Linked DNA regions of Homo sapiens: regions 1, 2 and 4 are each linked to region 3. A link is a loop called in an ENCODE intact Hi-C map of the cell type or tissue named here. Cell type or tissue: heart right ventricle. All regions are shown on one strand. Links, peaks and the distances in the headings refer to the core of each region. The heading gives the core; the rest is flanking DNA.

Region 1 (5,639 bases), core at 323-5,322, 350 kb after region 3:
TTTTCAAAGTTTTCAACTTCTTTGCCTTTGGTTTGAATTTCCTCCCGTAGCTTGGAGTAATTTGATTGTCTGAAGCCTTCTTCTCTCAGCTCGTCAAAGTCATTCTCCATCCAGCTTTGTTCCATTGCTGGTGAGGAACTGCGTTCCTTTGGAGGAGGAGAGGCGCTCTGATTTTTAGAGTTTCCAGTTTTTCTGCTCTGTTTTTTCCCCATCTTTGTGGTTTTATCTACTTTTGGTCTTTGATGATGGTGAAGTACAGATGGGTTTTTGGTGTGGATGTCCTTTCTGTTTGTTAGTTTTCCTTCTAACAGACAGGACCCTCAGCTGCAGGTCTGTTGGAGTACCCGGCCTTGTGAGGTGTCAGTCTGCCCCTGCTGGGGGGTGCCTCCCAGTTAGGCTGCTCGGGGGTCAGGGGTCAGGGACCCACTTAAGGAGGCAGTCTGCCCGTTCTCAGATCTCCAGCTGCGTGGTGGGAGAACCACTGCTCTCTTCAAAGCTGTCAGACAGGGACATTTAAGTCTGCAGAGGTTACTGCTGTCTTTTTGTTTGTCTGTACCCTGCCCCCAGAGGTGGAGCCTACAGAGGCAGGCAGGCCTCCTTGAGCTGTGGTGGGCTCCACCCAGTTCGAGCTTCCCGGCTGCTTTGTTTACCTAAGCAAGCCTGGGCAATGGCGGGCGCCCCTTCCCGAGCCTCGTTGCCGCCTTGCAGTTTGATCTCAGACTGCTGTGCTAGCAATCAGCGCGATTCCGTGGGCGTAGGACCCTCTGAGCCAGGTGTGGGATATAGTCTCGTCGTGCGCCGTTTCTTAAGCCGGTCTGAAAAGCGCAATATTCGGGTGGGAGTGACCCGATTTTCCAGGTGCGTCCGTCACCCCTTTCTTTGACTCGGAAAGGGAACTCCCTGACCCCTTGCGCTTCCCAGGTGAGGCAATGCCTCGCCCTGCTTCGGCTCGCGCACGGTGCGCACACACACTGGCCTGCGCCCACTGTCTGGCACTCCCTAGTGAGATGAACCCGGTACCTCAGATGGAAATGCAGAAATCACCCGTCTTCTGTGTCGCTCTCACTGGGAGCTGTAGACCGGAGCTGTTCCTATTCGGCCATCTTGGCTCCTCCTCTGAGTAAATTCTTTTTTTATATATTTTTAATCTATATCATTATGCAGCTATTAAAAGTGATGTTTTCAAGAGTGCTAATGACCAAGAAAAACCCTTATGATATAATCTAAATAAAGAAGAATTAAAAGTGAATTTACGTGGTTTGAAGAAAAGTATAAAAAAATACAAAATGAACTATAATATAAACCATATTAACATCTTAGATACGTTTTATTAACTTTTTATCCTTCACACTTTTCAGTAGACTGTAATATTTCTACAGCACGCATTAATTTTTAAGCTTATTTTATATATCATATTTATAAATTTATTAGATAATAAAAGTTGTTACTCTAAGGCTTATAGTGTTATTTGTTCCATCCTCATTTCTGATTCCTGGTTCCCAGAGCAATCACTTATGACTCTTTCAGATGTTTTCTCTGGTACTTGACTCCCCATTTCTAAATAACAAGCTTATACTGTTATATCTTGTTTTTTCAGATTTAGATAATATATCTTGGCTTCCTTCAGGAAAAATGAAGATTTCACTCTCTCACACCTCCACCCTCCCATTCACACCTCGCCTCCACCACATGCTCCCAAATTGATTAGCTCATAACTTTGGGTTTGATTCATATTATTGTTCACATTTATGTCTATGTAAATAGTGTCAAGAAAACCATGCAGTGCACTATGATTCCACTGCCTCCCATATAAACTTTGGGTTTTTTCCTAGAGTTAGTAATTGTTCATGTATTTGTTGCCTTAGTTTCCTATGCCTATCATTAATTCAGTCCCAATTTTACCAAAAGATCTCTAAAACTCTTCTTAGTACAGACAAATTCATCAGATGATCTGTCTGTTCCGTTTTGTGTCTGCCCATATCCCTCCTGAAGCCCTCCAGGTCCTAGCTGGACATCCAGCTCTCTGTACCCACTATACTGTCATCCTGGGATTGCCTTTCACTGTCTCCCTGGGGATTCTCTGTGCCTGTTTCCTGATTCAAAACCCCTGTTTCTTGGATCCCATGCCTTCTGCTTTTGGGTTTACTCTCTTATTTGGGTGGTGGAGTTCGTCTTCTGGCATCTTTGTGAGAAAGGGTATAGAGGAGGTAAATTTTCTGAGACCTAGCATGTATGAACACAACTTCATGCCATACTTCAGAGGGCAGTAAACTACAGCCCATGGGCCAAATCTGATCCATAGCCTATTTTCATTCATGTTGTGAGCTATGGGATGGTTTGCTTACATTTTTTAAATGGCTTTTAAAATTATGCAACAAAGCTTGTATGTGGCCCATAAAAACTGTATGTGGCCTGCAAAGCCTAAACTATTTACTATCTGTCCAATAATGGAAAAAGCCTGCTGACACCTGTTCTAATTGATTGGTAGTTTGGCCAAATGTAGAATTAAGGTTGGAAATGATTTTCCTTTAACATTTTGAAGACTTCACTCCACTGTCTCCTGGATTCAAGACTTGCTGTTGAGAAATCCAATGCTATCCTGCTTTCCAGTTCTGTATGTTAAACCTCTGGTTTTCTCTTTTGAAACTTTCAGGACCTTCTCTTTAAACCTACTCATCTAAAATCTTATAATGTTTTGCCATTGTGTGAATCTTCTTTTATGCCAAATGTTGATTCTCAGAGGACCATTGATTCTGAAAATGTATGTCCTTCTAGTCTGGGAAAATAGAATGTCTTATTTATTTGATAATTTCTTCTGTTTTCCTGTTCTCTTTCAGAAATTTCTATTAGTTCACTGTGTACCTCCTATATTAAACCTCTAGTCTTTTCTTCTATTTTACAATTCCTGCATACAATTCCTGCAAATCCTGCATACAATTTCTGCATTGCCTTTGTATCCTCCAAGTTCCTTTGCTCCTGGTGGCTGTTTTAGTCTCTGTCTTTCATGGTGAGCACCTTTCCAAAATTTGTCTCTTCCTAGACTGTCCACTCATGTTTGCAGATCAGGCCCTAAATGCAGGCTAGAAGCTCTGGATGTGAATGTAAAGCTGATAGACCTCATGGTTATATGGTCAGGCCCTAGGTTCAAGACCCCCAAATGTGTGTAGGTGTTGGTGTCTTTTCCTAGGTAGGTCTGTTCCCCAGAGAGACATTCTGGGAAACATACTTAATCCTTCTGTCTTAAAGATGTTACTTCCCCTCCCTCAGCTGTGCCTATATTTGAGAATAAAGGTTCTCTCTGGTCCAACCCAGGCAGAAAGTAGATATGCGCCCTTCTGCCACAATGGGAGGATAACGTAGGCGATTAGAGGCTGGGGTGGATCCAAGGACTCTTCATACAAACTCTCAACTGGCCCTCCTGTTTTCAGGCCCTCTGGCACCCCCACCTGGAGAGGTTCTTGGCTCCTCCGATTCCTGAGCCACTCTGGGCCTCTGCTACTGCACAGCTTGCCTCTTACTGCCTTCCCTGCATGCAGAAGACTCTGCTTGGTTTATTATCAATTTTTATCAGCTCTCCAGTGTCCAAAATGTTTTGCATTTTCCCAACTATTGTCTCCTTTTGCACTCTCTTTGCCCTTATGATTTCATACTTTATTTATTCCTTTATTATCATTTTCTTAGTTTTCAGAGAGGGTAGAGATAAACAAGGAATTCTGTCTGTAGGGATGGTATATCTTCATTCTAACTAATGTGCTCGTCGTGTTACCCAGAACGAAAAGACAAGTTCACGTCCTTAAGGAGCGCTCAGTGTCATGGGAAAGGCACAGGCAGATGAATCATTTTCATACAGGTGCTGTAATGGAGATGTGTCTGAGCAGCAGAGGGTCACAGGAGAAGTATCTGCATCTAGTGGGGGAGGGCCTGAGAGGGTCACTGGGATTGTGACCTAGAGCAGTGGGGAAGGGAAAAGGCTTGGACTTATGACCATTTGGAGGGCAAGAAGGAGTTTTAGATCAAATTGTTATTTTTATTGACTCTCCTCTCCTGGGTGCTATAAAAAAGCATTGATTTCTCAATGCAGGGCCTGTCCTATCAAGATGAGCTAAACCATCACAGGTGACACCTGGGTATCCAACATGCCCAGCAGAGCTGCCTGGAGAGAGCCCTGTCCTTCCACCATTTTCTTCTATAAAACAGAAATTAATGTGAAGGTTAAATGTATGTAAATTGCTCAAGAAAGTCAGCACCCAGCAGGAGTTAGTCCTCCCAACCCCCATTTCTTTTAAACAGGAAGAGAAAAAGAAGGAGCATGTATGTCCCATGTATAACATGAGCTCAGATGCGCAGAAAGATAACTTACTTTGCTTTCTATAACATTCAACTTGATCTTAAGCCACCATTTCCATGAATTGTGAAAAAATATGTCACTTCAAGGGATTCCTGAAGTGGTAAACTTTTTAATTTTCAGCTTAGTCTTTTACAGGTTAGTTATTAATCAAGTGCATTTTTTCCTGCCTACCTCCCCAAGAGTGCATTAAGCATCCTGGATGGCTTAGCATCCTGGCTTCCAAAACAGGGCAGCTGCCCTCACTACTTTCTAGCCGAGGGATCTGTCCTTAATCTTAGGCACTGGCATCTATCCACTCTCGCTCCACTATTGAAGCCTCCTCAGCTTCTCTTGTCTCAGGCATTATATCCCTGTTGTCTGGACCTGTGCCTTGGCTCCCCATGGTACTGTCAATGCCATAGTCCCTGGCTTTGGACTGTACTCCCTATACCCTGTATCTACCCGCTAGTAGCCCAGGCACCTGCTGACTGCTAATTCTCAGCCTCCTTCACTATTCCTCTCAAGGAGACTTAGAATTGCTGTGGATCTGTGCCATACCTTGCCAAAGCTGAAGGAGGCTGTTCTGAAGCTCTCTCTGCTATACACGCCACATGCCATTTCTATTCTGTCAGTGCCGTTGTGTATTGGCACAGGGCAATGCAAGGTGGTCTTCCAGAATTCCAGATGGGAAGCAAAATATAAACTCCACTGCTCTAACATTGTCAGATTTAACTGGGCATCTTAACTATGCCCTCCCAAACCCCAATACAAATTAGGTTTATCTCTGCAGGGTATGAGAGTATAGGGAGCAGGCCTAATACCTGTCTAAACTGTCACCACAGACATTGTCTATCAGGCTTTTCTCTGCCCTTCTGCCCATTCTTCCACCTCACCTCACCCTCAGGCCAAAAAGGGCCTTTTGTTTTCATTTTCACTTTCTTTTCTTTTTACTGCTCTGTGGGCTTTAGTGAAACTGTGCACTCTGATTCCCCGGGTTTTCTGGTTCTTGATTATTTTAAGAGTAACTTTTGGAACTTAAATAAACCTTTTCTCTCTCAATATAGCCTGGCTCTTTTAAATGAAAGCTTTAACCTTCACAAGCATTACCTCTGAAATGAGTTTCAAGAGCCAGTTGTGGGAGTCAAAAACTGAATATGACCTCCTTGCTCTCAGCTGGGTTCTGCCATCCCCTTGAAGGAGGGGGTACCTCAGCCCTCAGGAAGGAGAGCCTGGGCCTGCCAGGATTACCATGGAAGGAAAATGCTTCCAGTTTCCAGGGGGGCAGCCTACACTCTTAGGATCAACTTTTCCA
Region 2 (5,639 bases), core at 272-5,271, 210 kb after region 3:
AAACATTGGCCAGGCAGTGTGTAGATTGTAAAGATACCGGATACCAAACCAGAACCTAGTGAACACCAGAGCTCACAGATGCAGAGGAAGTCTCACAAGATACCAAGAGGGACCAAACAACAAAGTGGGAGTAAACCCAGGAAAGAGTGGTAAGTGATGCCATGCAGAGACAGAGGTAGAAATTCAGTCAAATTTGCCCGCAATGAACACCACCAGGTCTTCGGTGTGATGATCTGATATTTCAAAAGAAATGAGCAATGGAATATTTGTTGAGTACCAGTCCTTTCTTAAAGTTCTGCTAGGAAGCCACAGAACTATAAGACACAATTCCTGCCTTCAAAGAACCTCAACTATTGATAAAAATTGATGATTACCAAAATAAGGGTATGAATCCTGAGAGTCATGAGGAGTCAAAGTGGGAGCAGGGAACAGGCGGTACTTAAGAAAGGCTTTCTGGAGAGGTAAATTGACACTTGAAAAGTGGCAAAGTGCTAGGTGGTGAACTGGGGATCCACAAAACAGAAACAAAGGCCAGAAGGGAAAGAAAAGAGGGCCCTGTGGGATGCAACTTGGCTACAATCAAGCTGTGTCCTTACCTACACTCTCCCTTGAAGCCGTGTTAAATGGCGTGCAATTCCTCCAAAACTCCAAGATGCCATGCCTCCAGGCCTTTTCATATACTCTGTCCACCACCCGGAGTGCCTCACACTCTTCCTATGCCTTAGTCCTATTATCTCCTCTTGAAACTGTCCTATGATGCCTGTGCTTGCCCTAGACAGATCAGAAGACTGTGAGTTCTCAAAGGGAAGAATCTGTATCTCAACTGTATATCCCCAGGGCCAAATTTAATATTATTCAATTCACAATATCATAATTGTTAAATAAATAAATGAATGGTAACCAGCAACATGAAATCAGATGGAAGAGGCGGGGAAGATGTCTTGAGAAGCAACATGTTTTTTAACTGATGATTCACCTGGTGTTTGAGTTTATAAATTTACTTTGCATTATTCCAATGTGAGACAAACTAACAGATCAATAGATCTTATAGTGGCAGTGTGAGGCAGGAATTAGATTTGGGGAGAAGCAAACATCAACTCTAGATTTAGAATTTTTTTTTTAGCCTATCAACTTTTTACCCACAAAATGCATTTTAATCCAAAGCAGGCTGGGTAATCACTTCTGAAATATTGCAACATATCCATAACTAATCACCTGGAGCCTGGGAGCCTAGCTTTATGGCAAGATAAATGTTTTCCATCTTTGACATTTTAATATTCAGAGAGTCATTGGCCTCAGAGAATTGTAGTTAACCAGTTTCCACTTCCTATTGTGCTGGGCTCTGCCAGCCCTTCTACCCAGCCCATTCCATGAGCACTGATGGGGGACTGGCTTCAGCAGCCTTTATTCCTCACTTCCTAACTGTAATTAATTCTCTATTACCTATTTATCCAGTCTCACCCTGGTGAAGAATGCAGGTTCTACAGACTGCTCTGGTTCAAAACCTAGTTGCAGCATTTTTTAGCTAAGGGACCCTGGGGAAGTTCCTTACCTTTCCTGAGACTCAGTTCCCTTACTTGTAGGGAGGGGATTATAATACACCTACTTCATGGGGTAATAGTTCCCAGCTGGGGAAATTTGGCATTGTCTGGAGACATTTTTCGTTGCCAAGATTAGGAAGAGAATGGCATTGGCTACTAGATAGAGGCCCAGGGATGCTGCTAACATCCTACCATGCACAGGACAACTCCCACAACAAAGAATTATCCAGCCCCAACCATCACGAGTGCCAAGGTTGAGAAATTCTGCTCATGAGGTTATTATGAAGGAGTCAATGAATGTTGGCTGTTCTCCACCTCATCATCAGAATGCCATCATTTCTCTTGGCATCTAGCTTCTTCATTCAAAATCCTTGTATGTTCTTTCTTCTATCCTCAACACAAATATCCTGACACAAGCCCACATCTTTTCAAACCTTTTCACATCAGTGTCTCCTACTTCAGCAACTTCCCCCTACTCTTCACACAGCCAAATTCTATCTATTCTTCAAATCAAAGCCCAAACTCACCTCCTCCCAAAAAGGTCCTGGCTACCCTAATCCATCAGCCTCACTCTCCCTTTACCTTCTTGTCATAGGGACCCTGGGCATGTTCCTTCTGTGTCTTACACTCAGTTTCCTCATCTGTGAACCAGGCAATGATGGAGCCTTTTATGGATCTCAATATCCACAACTCTTCTCTAAACAAGTATCAAAACTACTGAGAAATACAGCAAAGTTGAAGGAAGACAGTTTGAAAACAAAGCAAACTTTAAATCTCCGAAGTTTATGTCTGCAGACATTATTAATATGAATATATCTTCTAGATTTCCCTTGATTTTTTTTCTGATTTACTGGCAAATTCTCCCTCATAAGTTTAGAAGAAAAGCTCTTTTTATTTAATTATTTGGGGGAGGGGAAACCAAATGGTTATTAAAATCCCAGTGCATTGCCTCTCTGTGCTTTTCAGCCCCAGGCTCTCAGAGATGGAGCTCTCTGAGAGATGGAGGCTCTCAGAGATGACCATATGTTCCAATAAGCTTCACCCTCAGAGGCTTTTAGCTTCCATTAATAAATGTAATTGAGAGCAACGAAACATTTGGATCTCACTTTAATAAGTCAACAAAATGTAAATGAGGACTGCGGTTGGCAGGAGCCTTTTGTCCTGGAAAAGGAGGCATCTCTTCCACCTACAGCCTGCTTTATTTAGGGGCTCAGGATGGAAAAGGGGATGAAATGAAAGCATGCATATAGAAAACCTCTGTAGGTGAGGTTTGAGAGGCCCCCATGCCTCATGTGCCTCTGACGTGTACTCAATACAGTGCCTGAAATCCCACTATGAGTGGCTCAATTTATTCTTATCCACAGATGGTTCCTCCCTCAGGGTTCACTCCTAACATTGCCTTTGAGACTAACCCTATCCCTGGTTTGGGAGAATTTAAGAAGTTTGAGTGGTGAGTAGAAAAAGCACCAGAAACTTTTGCATTCTTATGAACGCCTGATAAACATCTTTTTACATAGTAATAATTCAGTAACAGTCACACACTTGCCTAGAAACCTCAGCCTCACACTGTCAAGCTGAAATGTAATGGACAAAGGTGGAAAATAAGTTCCTGTCCTCAGATCATTCTATCTAACCTGGGAGAAAACATTACAAGGGTAAAGCCATCACAGAGAAGTTAAGGAATAGCTGTGATGCAAAAAGCATGCAGGGAGGCCTGCGGTGTTTGCTGAGAGGAAGGGTTCTTTCATTCACACATTCAGAAAACATGGGGTGCCAGGCCTCTCAACAGGGTGATGATGAGTATTTAAATTTGCTGAGATCTGATATCTCCTGGACTTTCTGAGCCTAATCCACTGGTTTTGCCATTTGGAGGGCAGGTTGACAATATTTATGGAAGATGAGATACACACACTCTTTGACTCAGCAATTCTACTTCTAAATACTCATCAAACAAATATACTTGACATGTGAAATGTGGCATACATACAAAGATATTTGTGGCAGCAGCGTTCATAATAACAAAGAATCAGAAACAACCTAAATGTTCATCAAAAGGGGAACGCTTAAATAAATTAGTACAGCTGTGAAAAAGAGGTCATTTTTGTATACCAAAATGAAAAGCTATCTGGCATATTTTGTTAAATGAAGAAAGCAAGTTTCAGGACAGTGAATAGGGGAAAAATACCATTCTAAATCTCTGTCTATGTTTGTAAATGCACAGACCGTCTCTGGAAGCACACACATGAGGCTATTAATGGTGGTTGACTCTGGGAAGAAGAAATGGGTAGAGGAGGAGCTGGAAGAATAGCTTGCTCTTCTTTGTGTTTCCTATTTGTATCCTTTTGAATTTGTGCCCAGTATCTGTTTTCAAAGAATAAGTAACATTACTAAAGGAAAGAAAAGCAAGAGTTTTTTAGCTGAGGATATGAATCTCAGCCCTTCCACCTACCAGCTGCATGCCTAGATGTGCTGTCTAACCTTGCTGAGCCTTGGTTTTTTCAATTTCTAAGTAATAATAATGTTATCTACCATATCTGATTGTTGTGAGGACTGAAGGAGACAGTGGCCCATGCTAAGAGCTCAGTAAGTGGTATCCACTGCCACCGTCATAATCAACATCACAAGTGAAGAGCACTAACCATTGCAAAAAGGATGAGAAGGTGGTCTTGTTCTTTCCTTAACCACAGACTGATTCCTATCACTGACAAAGGACTGACCCCAACCTTAAATTCAGACTAAAAGTCCTGCTCAGATAGCACCCTATTCATGACCCTAGACATGGCCAAAGCAGGGTGTTGTCCCAGATGGATCCTATAGAAGAACCAGAAAAACAGTATGGCGTCAGGCTAGAGGTGTGGCTGCAACTATTTTGGTTTAAAAGCTCTCCAGTATGACTCCCCTCATTGCTGGCAAGAGTATAAATTGGCTCAACACTTTACAAAACTGTTAGGCAGTATTGACTAAAGCTAAACATAAATGTACCCTGTAACCAGTGTTTCCATTTCTCAATATATACCCAACAGAAATGAGTGCATATGTGCTCACAAATACTTGTACAAGAATGTATGTTCAGGGGTTGGGGGGCAGGGGAGGAATAGCATTGAGAGAAATGCCTAATGTAGATGACATGTTGATGGATGCAGTGAATCACCATGGCACATATATACCTATGTAACAAGTCTGCACATTCTGCACATGTATCCCAGAACTTAAAGTATAATTTTAAAAAAAGAATGTATATTCATAGAGCTTTATTTATAATAGCCAAAAATTGTTAACAATCAAAATGTCCATCATTAGGAGAATGGATAAACAAACTGTGGTATATTCATGGAATGGAATACTAGCCACCATTAAGAAAGAATTAACTACTAGTGTCCAACACAACATGGAGAAATCACACAGACATCATATTGGGGTAAAGGAAACCAGGCACAAAAAATGAACATAATATACGAGTCCAACAACTGGCAAAACTTATCAATGGTGAAATGAAAGAAGTTAAAATGGTGATTATCTTGGAAGAGTTGGTGCTCACCAGGAAGTGGCATAAAGAAAACTTCTAGAGTGCTGGAAATGCCCAATATTTTGATCTGCATGGTGTCACATGGGTGTCTACATAGGTAAATACAGACACACATCACGGAATGACATTTTGGTCAACAACTGATCACATATACAGCAGCGATCTCATAGGATTGTAATGAAATTGATAATTTTCTTTCGCCTACTGATGTAGTACCATTGTAATGTCATAGTGTAATACGTTACCTTTTCTATGTTTAGATATACATAGATACACAGATACTTACCATTGTGTTACAGTTGCCTACAGTATTCAATACAGTAACATGCTGTACAGGTATGTAGCCTAGGAGCAACAGGCTATATTATACAGCTTAGGTGTGTAGTAGGCTCCACCATCTAGGTTTGTGTAAGGACACTCTATGATGTTCATGCAACAACAAATTTGCCTATCAATGCATTTCTTAGAACATATTCCTGTCATTAATGATGCATGACTGTAGTCATCAAGCTGTAGCTCAAGATTTGTGCATTGTATACCTTTTATGGTATGCATTATACCTCAAATAAAAA
Region 3 (5,639 bases), core at 283-5,282:
AAGCCTGGGGTTTTTATTTTCCTTTTTTATCTCTCTCCTTCTCTTTCTCGCTTACCTCTATGAAGCTTCCCATTCTGACCTGAGAACTCAGCCGTGCATTATTACTACTCACACCAGATCCTCTTCCCAAATGATTTCTTCCCTGTTCTGCACTTGCTGTGTGCTTCTCACCCTCCTTCAAACTCCCGTTTGCAGACATCTGCTTATATCAATTACTGTGCTACAAAGTGATGGGAAATCTCCTCCCCCCCACCCCCCAAAAAAGTAATTTGCCTGTTTAACAAAGTGTCTATATTGGGAAAGCAGGGGGGAGATGTTTGGAAGTTCATTGTTTTTTATTCTTGTCTTCACCAAAACAACAGTCTCTCAGCTTGATCCCTTCATATCAGCCACTTCTTTACCGCACTCTGAGATATTTTCATAACGAGTTTTTCTCTCATGAAATTTCTCATTTCTAAAAATAGAAACTGCCTGTCAAAGATACACCAAGAAAAAAAATGCTGAAAAGAAACAGAATGCCTGCTTATAAAATATTTTCAAAACGATGACACCAAAAAATTTAAAAATTACAGATAAACATAATCTCCCATGTTCTTCTCAAATATATCACTCCTAAGTTATTGGAGGGCCAGTTTCTAAAGCCCAGACAAGGCGAACTGCCTGCCTCCAGCTCTCCCCAACCTCCAAGAGTAATGCAGCCTGATAGGCATTTCCTCCCCTAAGCTAGTGGTCAAGTGTAGCTCAAAGCAAGCGTCCGAATCAGGCTGTCTCTAACAGGGAATCTATTTTCTGACAGGCGCAAACCCCTCCGCCCTCTGATGATTGCCAGGCAGGATTTGGGGACCAAGTACCCCTCATTGTCACCTGGCGGATTTGGCCACAGTCCACAAACCAAACGCAAGCCCTACTTATGAACAGCGCAGAGAATCAACAAGTTATCACTAAGCTGTGCGCCCCAGCTAGGATCTGCCACAGCCTCCCCTGAGCCCACCACTGTTCCCCACCAGCTCTGCTCTTCCCTCGCCTCCCCACCCCCTGCAAGCACGTGACCTCCTGTTTCAGACCCGGCCCCCCACCCCAGAGCTCCCGACGCTCCCAGGCAGCTGTCAAAGTCCGGGGTTCGCCGGCTTCCAGGCTCGCCTGACAGAGCCAGGCGTTCGCTTGGATCTAGCTTCCTTCCGGGCGGGAGGCGCGGGGAGGTCAAGCTCTTCAAAGGAACAGGGTGGGCAGGGGAGTGGTGCCAGGTTAGGCTCCTCGGTCCTCGGTAGTCAGAGCGGAGTAGGAAAGGCAGCGGGGAGCCTCACATCCCGCGCTTCTTCCGGACCCCGCCGCCTACCCGGAGGGTACACGTTCCCCGGGGAGTCAGAGACGCCCTGGGGGAGCTTGAGGAGTGTCAGCGGGGCCTTCCCTGGAGCCTACAAGTTTCCACTCCATCCCCGAGCTGGGAGACAAGTCACAGCTCGGCTCCCTCCTTGAAAGCACCGCCGCTGATCCTTCCCCCAGGCAGGAGCAGACACCTGCTTGTCCCCACGGCGCGCCAGCGCCCTGCTCTAGCCGTCCCTGGGCCAGAGCTCGAAACTCACCCACTGCGCTCCCACCCCGGCACAGACAGCCCTCAAAGTTGTCCGTACTCCCCAGACCTCGCCTTCTGCTCAGCCCCCGGACCCCGCCCAGGGGTTGAGTTGACGTCCGCGGGTGGACCTCTCTGGTCCGCTGCGCAGGGAACTGACTTCGGGAATCCAGGGCGCACAGAGGCCAAAGAAGCTGCGGCAAGGGAGGGTGGGCAAATCCAGCTTGAGCCTAGGTCCTTGCCGCTTTCACCCTCAAGCCTGCCCTGCCTCCCTCCTGGGAGAAGAGCAAACTTCCCCAGCACCCACCTTTAGCCGCGAGGAGGCGGCGCTGCCGGCTGTCCCCGCCACCGCCGCTGCCGCTCCCCACGCCCAGCGCCAGCAGGAGCGGCACCCAGCACAGCCGCCCAGGCAGCATCCTCGCAGCAGCCGCCAACGAGCTGCAGCCGCCGCCTACTGTCCGCGCCGGCTCTCGCCTCCCGGTGCCTGCCGCACCGTGGGCCGCCTCGCCGTGCCCGATGGGTGCGCTTCTAGCGCTGCCGCCGCGGCGCTCGGCCTCGGGTTCCCGCCGCTGCGCCGCTAGCTCGCCGGCAGCAGCCGCGCTCACTGGCGCGGACCCGGAGCGGCTCAGGCGCTCACCCCGGGACGGCCCGTGACGTCACGGAGGGAGGGAGGTGGCTCGTGCATATTCATGAACGCGGGCATCGGCGCCGGGTTCCGCGCTCCCCGCCCCAAGGCCCCGACCCCCAACTTTCCTCAGCCGTCTCCACGCTCCGGGGCCCTGTCCAGGTCCCCCTGCCCAGTCGGGACCGGGCCCCCAGAGGACCCTGGTGGGCGGCTCCGGAGAGCCCTCCAGCCCCGCGCCTCCACTCCGACTCTCGGAAAAGCTGCCGCAAGGGATGGAGGGCTCCCCCAGAAAGTGGCCACCCGAGGCCTGAGGGTCATCTGGGGTGGCGCGAGGGACCCTGACCTGCCATGCCCTTTGAACTGATATCTGGGCGGAGAGGACTGACGGGCGTCGCTAAGGGTCTTGCCCTTGGCTGGGTCTCTGGGCGTTCTGCGTCGACTGGTCTGGGGAGGGCGCCAGGCGCACACTAGAGCAGCGCCTAGTGGTGCTAGGGGTTGTCGGGCAGAGTAGATAGCCTTGGACCTGGATGGCAATGGCAGGGCTCCGCGTCATCTCCGAGAAGCAGGGGCAGCCGCGGCTCTTAGAGGCTGATAGAACAGCTAGATCAGAAAACTTGGGGTGCTGGGCCTGCTGAGGCTGCAGTGGCGGGGGCGGGGTGTCAAACTTAAAATTCCCTGCGGTATGGTGCCATGCAAGAAGTTGCCACCTTTATGTTGTCACTCCGCATCTCTAAGAACAGGCTACTTGACGTCATGCATTGTAAAATCTCGTGCCGTTGAGTATTGTCAGTTCCCTGAGTGCAGGAGCCAGTGCATATCTTTGCATCCTCAACCATCTCTAGGCCGTGAAAAAATTACAAAGGTACTCAAAAAAAAAAAAAAAAAAAACAGTAAGGACTCAGAATAAATCCTTGACCATATTTACCTAAATGAAATGCCAACATCACACACAATGCAGGGTTTATGAGGAATAGTTTGGAAATAAAGTAGATATGGAAATACAGAAACAAACAATATTATTTATTTAGTCATTGATTCAAGACGTTTGCTGAGCATCTAGACAGGCTGTATCACCCTGACAGTGAGCACTGGATTAGTCGTTGGAGATCCAAAGACAGAGGAGAGAGTGGGTCCTATCCTCAAAGCTTTTGTTCCCTGCTTGGGGAGCCAGAGAGGGCAGCAAAGGCAATTACAATCCCTTGTAAGTGTTATGGTCCTGCACATTCTTTATGTTGCTAGCTATGAGCCTATACAAATCAATTAACAAAATGTATATATTGCAAGAGTGCCTAAACAGCATCCTCTAATTAATAACTGTAGTTTGAGGTACTCAACAAAGCCATAAAATCCATTAACAGCACTCCTGCAGCTCAGCCTCCCTCTGCTGCCCTGGCAGCTCACTCAGAGCCTCTGCAGTGGTGAAAGCCAACTCTTCAGGATTTCAGGCACCAGGATGTGCTTGGGGACAGCAGTGAATCATGGTGGCTGCATGGGGCTCAGACCCATGTGGGGCTCTTTACCTTCAGGTCTCCTTTAGCCCACAAATCAACATGTGCGCTATTATTCTCATTTCACACATGATGAAATAGAGGCTCAGGGAAGTTAGGTAACTTCCTTGTTCAGGGTCAAAAATCTAGTAAATGTCCCAGGCCGACACCAGGACCTTGCCTTTGTCAGATGTTGGTTTCAGAATCTAGAAAAGATGGCATGGAAAGGTGGTAGCTGACCCAGGGAAAATAAAAAAGCCAGAAAATAGAAGAGAAATGTAAATTTGTCTCATTTTCTTCCATTTATGCTCCACCCAACTACATATCTGCCCTCCTCCCTTCATTTTCTCTAATAAGTAGACCTATCTTACTGACTTACCTGCACTGTTCTTTGATGTCATTATACTGGGCTTTGTTAAGATCACTGATTGGTCCTAATAATTTTATGTGAAGTTTCAAATTCAGACCAAATAATGAGAAACAGGGGGAAATGTAGCTTATTAGGAAGCATCTCCATGGAGAGATAGCCAGGAAAGAACACAGCAAAGAAAAACACTAGGGGGTGGGCCAGTTACCAACAGGCACAAAATTGCTAGCCTCCATCTCCTCCTCTACCAATGAGGGTAATAACAATGCCTATTGTGGTAGATCAAGTGCACTAATGGCCATTTGTCCATGCTTCTCTGAATCTGTTTCCTTTGGATGTGCCCTCCCACCCCAACTCTGAGCTAGGCCATATGATTTGCTTTGGTCAGTGGGACAGTGGCATGCATGTTGCTTCTTCCTGCCTTGAATCCCTGCTGCTGACATGAGAACAAGCCTAAGCTAACCTGCAGAAGGGTAGGAGACTGCATGGAGTAGAACTGAGCTGTTTCAGACAGCCAAGGTCACACTAGGCTGGTCAGAACCAACTGGCCTACAGGCTGGCTAACCACAGACACATGAGCAAGCCCAGGTAAGCTCAACCAAGATCAGCCAAGCCTGGCTCACATCAGAACTATCCAGCTGACTTATGAGATACAATAAGTGGTTTTTGCATTAATTCATTATGTTCTGGAGCAATTGATTGAGCAGCATTATGCCTACTTCATAAGATCATTACAAGAAGTAAATTTTAAAAATATGTTAAACAGTATGTTGCACATAGTCAATGTTCAATAAATGTAAAAATGTCTTCCCCTTATCCTACTTCCTATATCTCTGAAAACAAGTGTGCCAGTCACACATTTGATTTGATTCATTTGGGGAACAGGCAACAATGACCTGCCTTAGAGGAGATAAAAGTAAGTAAGTTCAGCCTTAGAAATACTCAGACATAAGAGCTTTTAAGTCCACATCATTTGTATGGAGCACTACTGTGCTGTCTGCTTCTGCTGGGCCATTGCAGATGCAAAAGATGGGGTAAAGCAACCTAACAGTTAATGAGTCCTCATTCTTTCCATGCCAGGCTTTACAATGGAGGATATACATTCCACACCTACACCTTCTTTAATCTTTGCAACAAGTGTGCTGTGGTTTGAATATGTGTCCCCTCCAAAACTCATGTTGAAGCTTAATCCTCAATGTGGCAGTATTGAGAGGTGAGACATTTGGCAGGGGGCTGGTTCATGATGGCTCTGCTCTCATGAATAGATTAATCTGTGCATAGATTAATATATTAATGTGTCAATAGATCAATGGGTTATCATGGGAATGGGACTGGTAGTTTTATAACAAGAAGTAGAGAGACCTGAGCTATTACATGATGTGATGCCCTTTGCCACCTCTACAGAATCCACATGAACAAGAAGGACCTCACCAGATTTGGACTCTCAACCTCAGGCCTCTCAGCCTCCATAATTTTAAGAAATAAATTTGTTTTCTTTATAAATTACCTAGTTTCAGGTATTCTGTTATAAGCAACAGAAAATTGACTAAGACAATTGTGCTATTTTCCCTATTTAATCATAATCAGATT
Region 4 (5,639 bases), core at 211-5,210, 560 kb before region 3:
TCTAAACCACTAAGCAGTACTATCACTCAAGAAAGAAAAAGAAAAACAATCATTTATTGGATGAGAATTTAGATAGAGTGTCTGTGTAAGGATTCTTGTAGGTCAAATGGAACTAGACACTGTGGGATGGGGGAGGGCCTTGGGAAACACAACTCAACTCTTACCAGCTGTGGCTCAGTTACATAATCTGATGAGAAAATCTGCTTTCTATGGTTATAAATTTTGCTAGAAAAAATTCATACAACTGACTCTGAAAAGCATGGAGCTCCCATTAACCCACTGTGGAGCTCTTACAGAGTTTGTCTGGGAGAGGAGCCGAGGCCTCCTGAAGGATTTCATTTAATCCCTAAGGACGCAAGGGTGCCCCTCCTTCCTGCATCTAGCCTTCAGGCTAGGCAGGAGAAAGCTAGTTTGCAGGAGGACTGGTATGAGGAAGTTATCCTTGTGTGGTGGCCATTGAAGCCAACAGCCTCCAAAGAGCATTAGAGTGACCAGGGCTGCTTTTGCAAACATCTGAACTGAATCTTTTTTATCCCTTAGCTTAATGAGGAAGCGATGGAATTTCAGGAACTTAATTATTGGCAAGCTAGAAAGTATGCAGGAGAGAGAGAAAGAGAACAAGAGCAAGGTGGGTGGAGGGAGCGAGAGTGACTGATTTGGGAATGAGGTAACTTGGGCACCATGTGTGTTAAGTGAAGGGCTGGCTCTCTCAACAGCAAGATTCGCTCCATTAAACAGTGTCAGGGGTTCCTTCCCTTCACCCGAACACTCAACTAGAAGTGAGAGGAACAAGACTGGTACTCAATCATAATGATTTAAATTATTTAAACCTGTTAATTGAGGTATTATTTATTTATTTATACTCCATTTCTCAGATTTAGGGTTAATTTGTATTAATAGATTCTTAATAGCCATGGTTAATGGCAACAGCACTAATCATTTTCCATTAATAAAATAATACTTTATTATTTTCAAAGTACCCCCACAATATTCCATTTTCTCCTCAGTCTCCCTGGGAGGATGAGTGGGTATAATATGCGTTCTACAAATGAAAAAAGTAAGGCCAGAAGAAGTACAATGATTTTATCAGAGGCAGCTTATGAGGTTGGGGGACTGGGACCAGAGCCCAGCTTTCCTAACTCTAGGAGGTACTTCTTCCTTGGCTGGCTTTTCCAGCCAACTGAGCAAACACGAAAACCAAACCAACAATAAAAACACAACACTAATCAAACACAGGCAAAGAATAGACAGGTCCAACACTCCTCTGATTCAGAAACATCCCAATTTCTTGTCCTTTAGTATAATCCTTGTTTTACATTCATGACTGTAGAATCCTGCTTGAATGGTTTACTTTGGTTCCATGATGGGATTGCTCATATCAGAAAGTTTGTCCTTCCCTCACAGATATTCTGAGTGCATTCCTAATTTTGAAGTAAGTCTTTCTTTCTGGGTCCTATATATTACCCAGATATTTTCTGGATCTTTAAACAATTGCCAATAAGGCTGCTTTTTGGACCAGCCTCTGACAGTCAAGTAGAAGAAATGCCTGAGTGTTATACCGAGTGGACAAAAGAAAAGATACTTGTTTCCAAAGTCCTCAAGGCTTACAAGCTGACTCTGAATTTCTGAAACCCCACTTGGGAGCCCTGAGCTCCCCATGAAGTTCCCTAATTTCCAATCTTTCCTACTTCTCAATGAGAACTTTTTTTTTTTTTTGAGACGGAGTCGCGCTCTGTCACCCAGACTGGAGTGCAGTGGCATGATCTCGGCTCACTGCAATCTCCACCTCCCAGGTTCACACCATTCTCCCGCCTCAGCCTTCTGAGTAGCTGGGACTACGGGCTCCCGCCACCATGCCCGGCTAATTTTTTTTGTATTTTTTAGTAGAGACGGGGTTTCACCGTGTTAGCCAGGATGGTCTCGATCTCCTGACATCGTGATCCGCCTGCCTTGGCCTCCCAAGGTGCTGGGATTACAGGTGTGAGCCACCGCGCCCAGCCAGAACCTTTGCATTTTTATAGGGTTATTAGGTACCTGTATCCCATGCATAACAAGAGGCAGAACTTCAGGTATCAGGGCAGGGCAATCAGAGAAGCTCAGTGAGAAGTATTTGAGGATGGGGTGATTTTTACCACCCCCTGCCTACACCATAGGCAATTCTGTCAGTGAGCAGAGCTGTCCTGCATAAAGAGCAGCCTCACTATCTCCAAATGCTCCCTCTGTATCCCAGGCCATTGGGCAGCTCAGCACCCAGGTGGGCCTTTGTTTCTTAGGTTACAATTCTCAGCCCAGAAAAAGAAAAGAATGCCCAAGCCAAAGGCATCCTCCCATGTCCTTGGCTGACCATTTAATTATAAGGTCCAATCAAACTAATTACACATTGGGGTCCTTGAAGACAGTAAGTAATTCAAGTCTGCTTTGCTGCTGAATTCCAGAAAGGTAGATTATTTTTATTACAGTCAGTAGATGGGGCTGTGGCTCATGCAGTTGAAAAGGCAAACCTTGAGACCAAGGGAGTCAAGAGAAAGAGAAGCGTCTTCAGATGACAAACTCTGTAAGGGCTCCATAGTGGGTTAGTGGAAGCTCCCTGCTTTTCAGAGTCAGGTATATGAATTATTTCTAGCAAAATTTATAACCATAGAAAGTAGGTTTTCTCATCAGATTATATTACTGAGCCACAGCTGGTAATAGTTGAGTCGTGTGAAGATTAAACAAGGCAAACCAGCCAGTGCACTGTTGGGCATATAGTAAATGCTCAATAAGTGGTTATTATTTTGATATAATGATTGTTAATTATTTGGTTTAGTGAAAAAAAAAAAAAACATTCAAGTGCTCACAATGCCAGACAGAGTGCTCAGTGCTGGGGATTCCAAAGGCATGCTGTCTTTGTACAATCTTGGATTTCCAATGACAATAGTAACCAAGGCTGAGAGGAAATCCTTCAGGAGACAAAATCTTTACACTTGGCCTGAGACATTCCATTCAAGTGTGGTAAAGAGGTGGTGACAACAGCTAGTGGTTGTGACAAGACATCCTCAGGTACCCACTTTAGCCACTCTGGGTCACTCCAGGGGATAAAAGAGAAGGGATGCCTTGAGGATACAACTTTCATTAAAGAGAGTGAATTAGCACAAAACAAATAATTGTTTAATTTTATTTGTACCTTGACCCACCAAAACTGCATATGGCGTGTGAAAATAAAATCAATACAAGATTTCTTTTAAAAAGAAATAGTAGTCATGGAAGGGAAACTGGATGTATCATACATGTCTCTGGGCTCCCCTCTGAGCTCGGCACCATCTGGGGCAGGAAAGGTGAGGGCATAGCCACTTGGCACTGGCTGCCTTCATGGCAAATACTCTGTGTGGTTCACCCAGCTGCTGCCCAGGGATGGCCTTCCCAAAGGTGCAACCCAACAGCACCTCACTCCATTAGGGGGGCTCCCTGATTGTCCCTGAAGAGTGGCAGAATTCATGCCCCTGCCACTCAGGTATGCAGGGGAATGAATGCTCCTGGAAAAAATCTTGGGCTGATTGGAGACCGGCGCCAGTGGATAAACTCTTCTCTCTTTCTCTTCTCACACAAGACACAATAGTTAATTATTTTTAGTTAGTAATTGCTTTAGATTATTAGAAAATGTCTTGGGGGAGAGTCCAAGATGACCAATTAGAAACAGCTGCAGTCCATGTCGCATAGAGAATGAAAACAGCAAGTGAATTCAGCACCTTCAACCGAAATATCTAGGTTCTCGCATTGGGACTGAATATGTGGAAGACTCGACCAATGGAGAAGGAAGAAAAGCAGGGTGGGGCGACAGCCCACCCTGGAGTGGTGCAGAGCCAAAGGAACCCCCAACGCCAGCCAAGGGAAGCTGTGAGTGATTGTATGACCCCTCCCGGAAAAACAGGCTTCTTCCATAGATGTTTGCAACCTGCAGATCAGGAGATTCCCTCATGAGTCCATGCCATCAGGGTCTTGGGTCTGATACACAGAACTGTGTGGAGTCTTGGCAGAGCAGTCACTCAGGCTCACTCAGAGACACAGGAGTTTTATAGACTCTGGCCCCAGGAATCCTAGCAAGGCAGGAGATCCATCCGTACACTCCCCTAGAAAGCACGCTGAATCCAGGGAGCTGAGAAGTGTCGTTCTGTGGACCCCACTTCCATGGCACCTCACAAGTTAGGACCCACTGGCTTGGAATTCCAGCCAGCAGGGGCAGCAGGCTGGAGAATGCCTGAGACGAAGGAGCTCCTGAGGTGGGGGCGGCCGCCATTTCTGCGGTGAGGTTGACTCAGCCATTCTAGCCTGCTGGCTTCGGGGAGTCCAGGTGGTTCGGTCAAGAAGCAATCCCCCATAGCACAGCACAGAGGCTGTGCCAGATCGTGGCCAGATAGCTTTTTCAAATGGGACCCCCAATCCATCCCTCCTGACTGGGCGGGGCCTCCCTGCAAGAATATCAGCTACTCCAGCCACGGTTATATGAATAAAACTCTGATCCCTCCCTGGGATGGAGCCCCTGATGGGAAGGGTGGCCAACATCTCTGCAGTTCAGTCAACTCAGCTTTTCCAGCCTGCTGGCTCTGGAGAGTCCAAGCTATCTGCACGAGGAAGGCTTACCCCCAACACTGCACACCTGCTCTACCAAAAAGCACCCAAACTGCTGCTTTTTTTTTTTTTTTTTTGAGACGGAGTCTCGCTGTGTCACCCAAGCTAGAGGTTAATAGCGCAATCTCGGCTTACTGCAATCTCTGCCTCCCAGGTTCAAGTGATTCTGCTGCCTCAGCCTCCCGAGTAGCTGGGATTACACGTGCATGCCACCACGTCCGGCTAATTTTTGTATTTTTAGTAGAGACAGGGTTTCACCATGTTTGCCAGGCTAGTCTCGAACTCCTGACCTGGTGATCCACCTGCCTCGGCCTCCCAAAGTGCTGGGATTACAGGTGTGAGCCACCGCGCCCGGCTAGACTGCTTGTTTAAGTAGGTCCGTGATCCTGTCCTTCCTGACTGGGTGAGACCTCCCAACAGGGGTCTCCAGACACCCCCTACAGGAGCATCCAGGCCAACAACAGGTCAGTACCCACCCTGCGCCTTTGATAAAATTCAACATCCCTTCATGTTAAAAACTCTCAATAAACTAGATATTGAAGGAACATACTAAAAATACTAAGAGCCATCTATGACAAACACACAGCCAATATCATACTGAATGGGTAAAAGCTGGACGCATTCCCCTTGAAAACTGCCACAAGACAAGGATGCCCTCTCTCATCACTTCTATTCAACATTGTATTGGAAGTTTGGCCCAGGAAATCAGGCAAGAGAAAGAAATGAAACGTATTCAAATAGAAAGAGAGGAAGTCAAGTTATCTTTGCTTGCAGATGACATGATCCTATATCTAGAAAATCCCATCACCTTAGCCCAAAAGCTTCTTAAGCTGATAAGCAACTTCAGCAAAGTCTCAGGATACAAAATCAATGTGCAAAAATCACTAGCATTCCTATACACCAAGAACAGACAAGCAGAGAGCCAAATCATTAAGGAACTCCCATTCACAATTGCTACAAAGAGAATAAAATACCTAAGAATACAGCTAACAAGGGAAGTGAAAGACCTCTTCAAGGAGAACTACAAACCACTG

What was found. Hi-C counts contacts between places; a loop is a spot of excess contacts. Peaks named below come from ENCODE experiments on the same cell type or tissue, not always from the same donor. Only the 100,000 strongest peaks of a DNase experiment are listed, where the experiment ranks them.
Region 1: it touches region 3 in a loop (18-fold over the local background); 25 of 110 quality-filtered maps call a loop at or near these places.
Region 2: a loop joins it to region 3, with 4 times the contacts of the local background. A loop is called at or near these places in 30 of 110 quality-filtered maps.
Region 4: a loop joins it to region 3, with 22 times the contacts of the local background. A loop is called at or near these places in 9 of 110 quality-filtered maps.

Annotation. Positions count from the first base shown.
Region 1 is chr3:139,586,435-139,592,073 of GRCh38, reverse strand. The region is part of intron 4 of NMNAT3 (nicotinamide nucleotide adenylyltransferase 3); the gene reads left to right. Among named protein-coding and RNA genes, the nearest start is that of RBP1, 50 kb to the right of the region's middle. RefSeq lists an enhancer at 5,150-5,539. In heart right ventricle, for the core only: a CTCF peak has its summit at 3,439; a DNase peak (open chromatin) is centred at 3,437.
Region 2 is chr3:139,719,194-139,724,832 of GRCh38, reverse strand. No RefSeq gene overlaps it. Among named protein-coding and RNA genes, the nearest start is that of NMNAT3, 44 kb to the right of the region's middle. In heart right ventricle, for the core only: no CTCF peak of the experiment used is centred there; no DNase peak of the experiment used is centred there.
Region 3 is chr3:139,931,722-139,937,360 of GRCh38, reverse strand. CLSTN2 (calsyntenin 2) reads right to left here and starts at 2,176. Exons shown (of 17, transcript NM_022131.3): 1 at 1,878-2,176. The coding sequence starts at 1,986. RefSeq lists silencers at 2,029-2,088, 2,129-2,178. In heart right ventricle, for the core only: CTCF peaks have their summits at 1,741 and 2,630; DNase peaks (open chromatin) are centred at 1,202, 1,614, 2,280, 2,650 and 1 weaker place; H3K4me3 peaks cover 2,419 bases; H3K27me3 peaks cover 1,265 bases.
Region 4 is chr3:140,496,144-140,501,782 of GRCh38, reverse strand. All of the region lies in intron 8 of CLSTN2 (calsyntenin 2), which reads right to left. Among named protein-coding and RNA genes, the nearest start is that of CLSTN2-AS1, 9.8 kb to the left of the region's middle. In heart right ventricle, for the core only: a CTCF peak has its summit at 2,451; no DNase peak of the experiment used is centred there.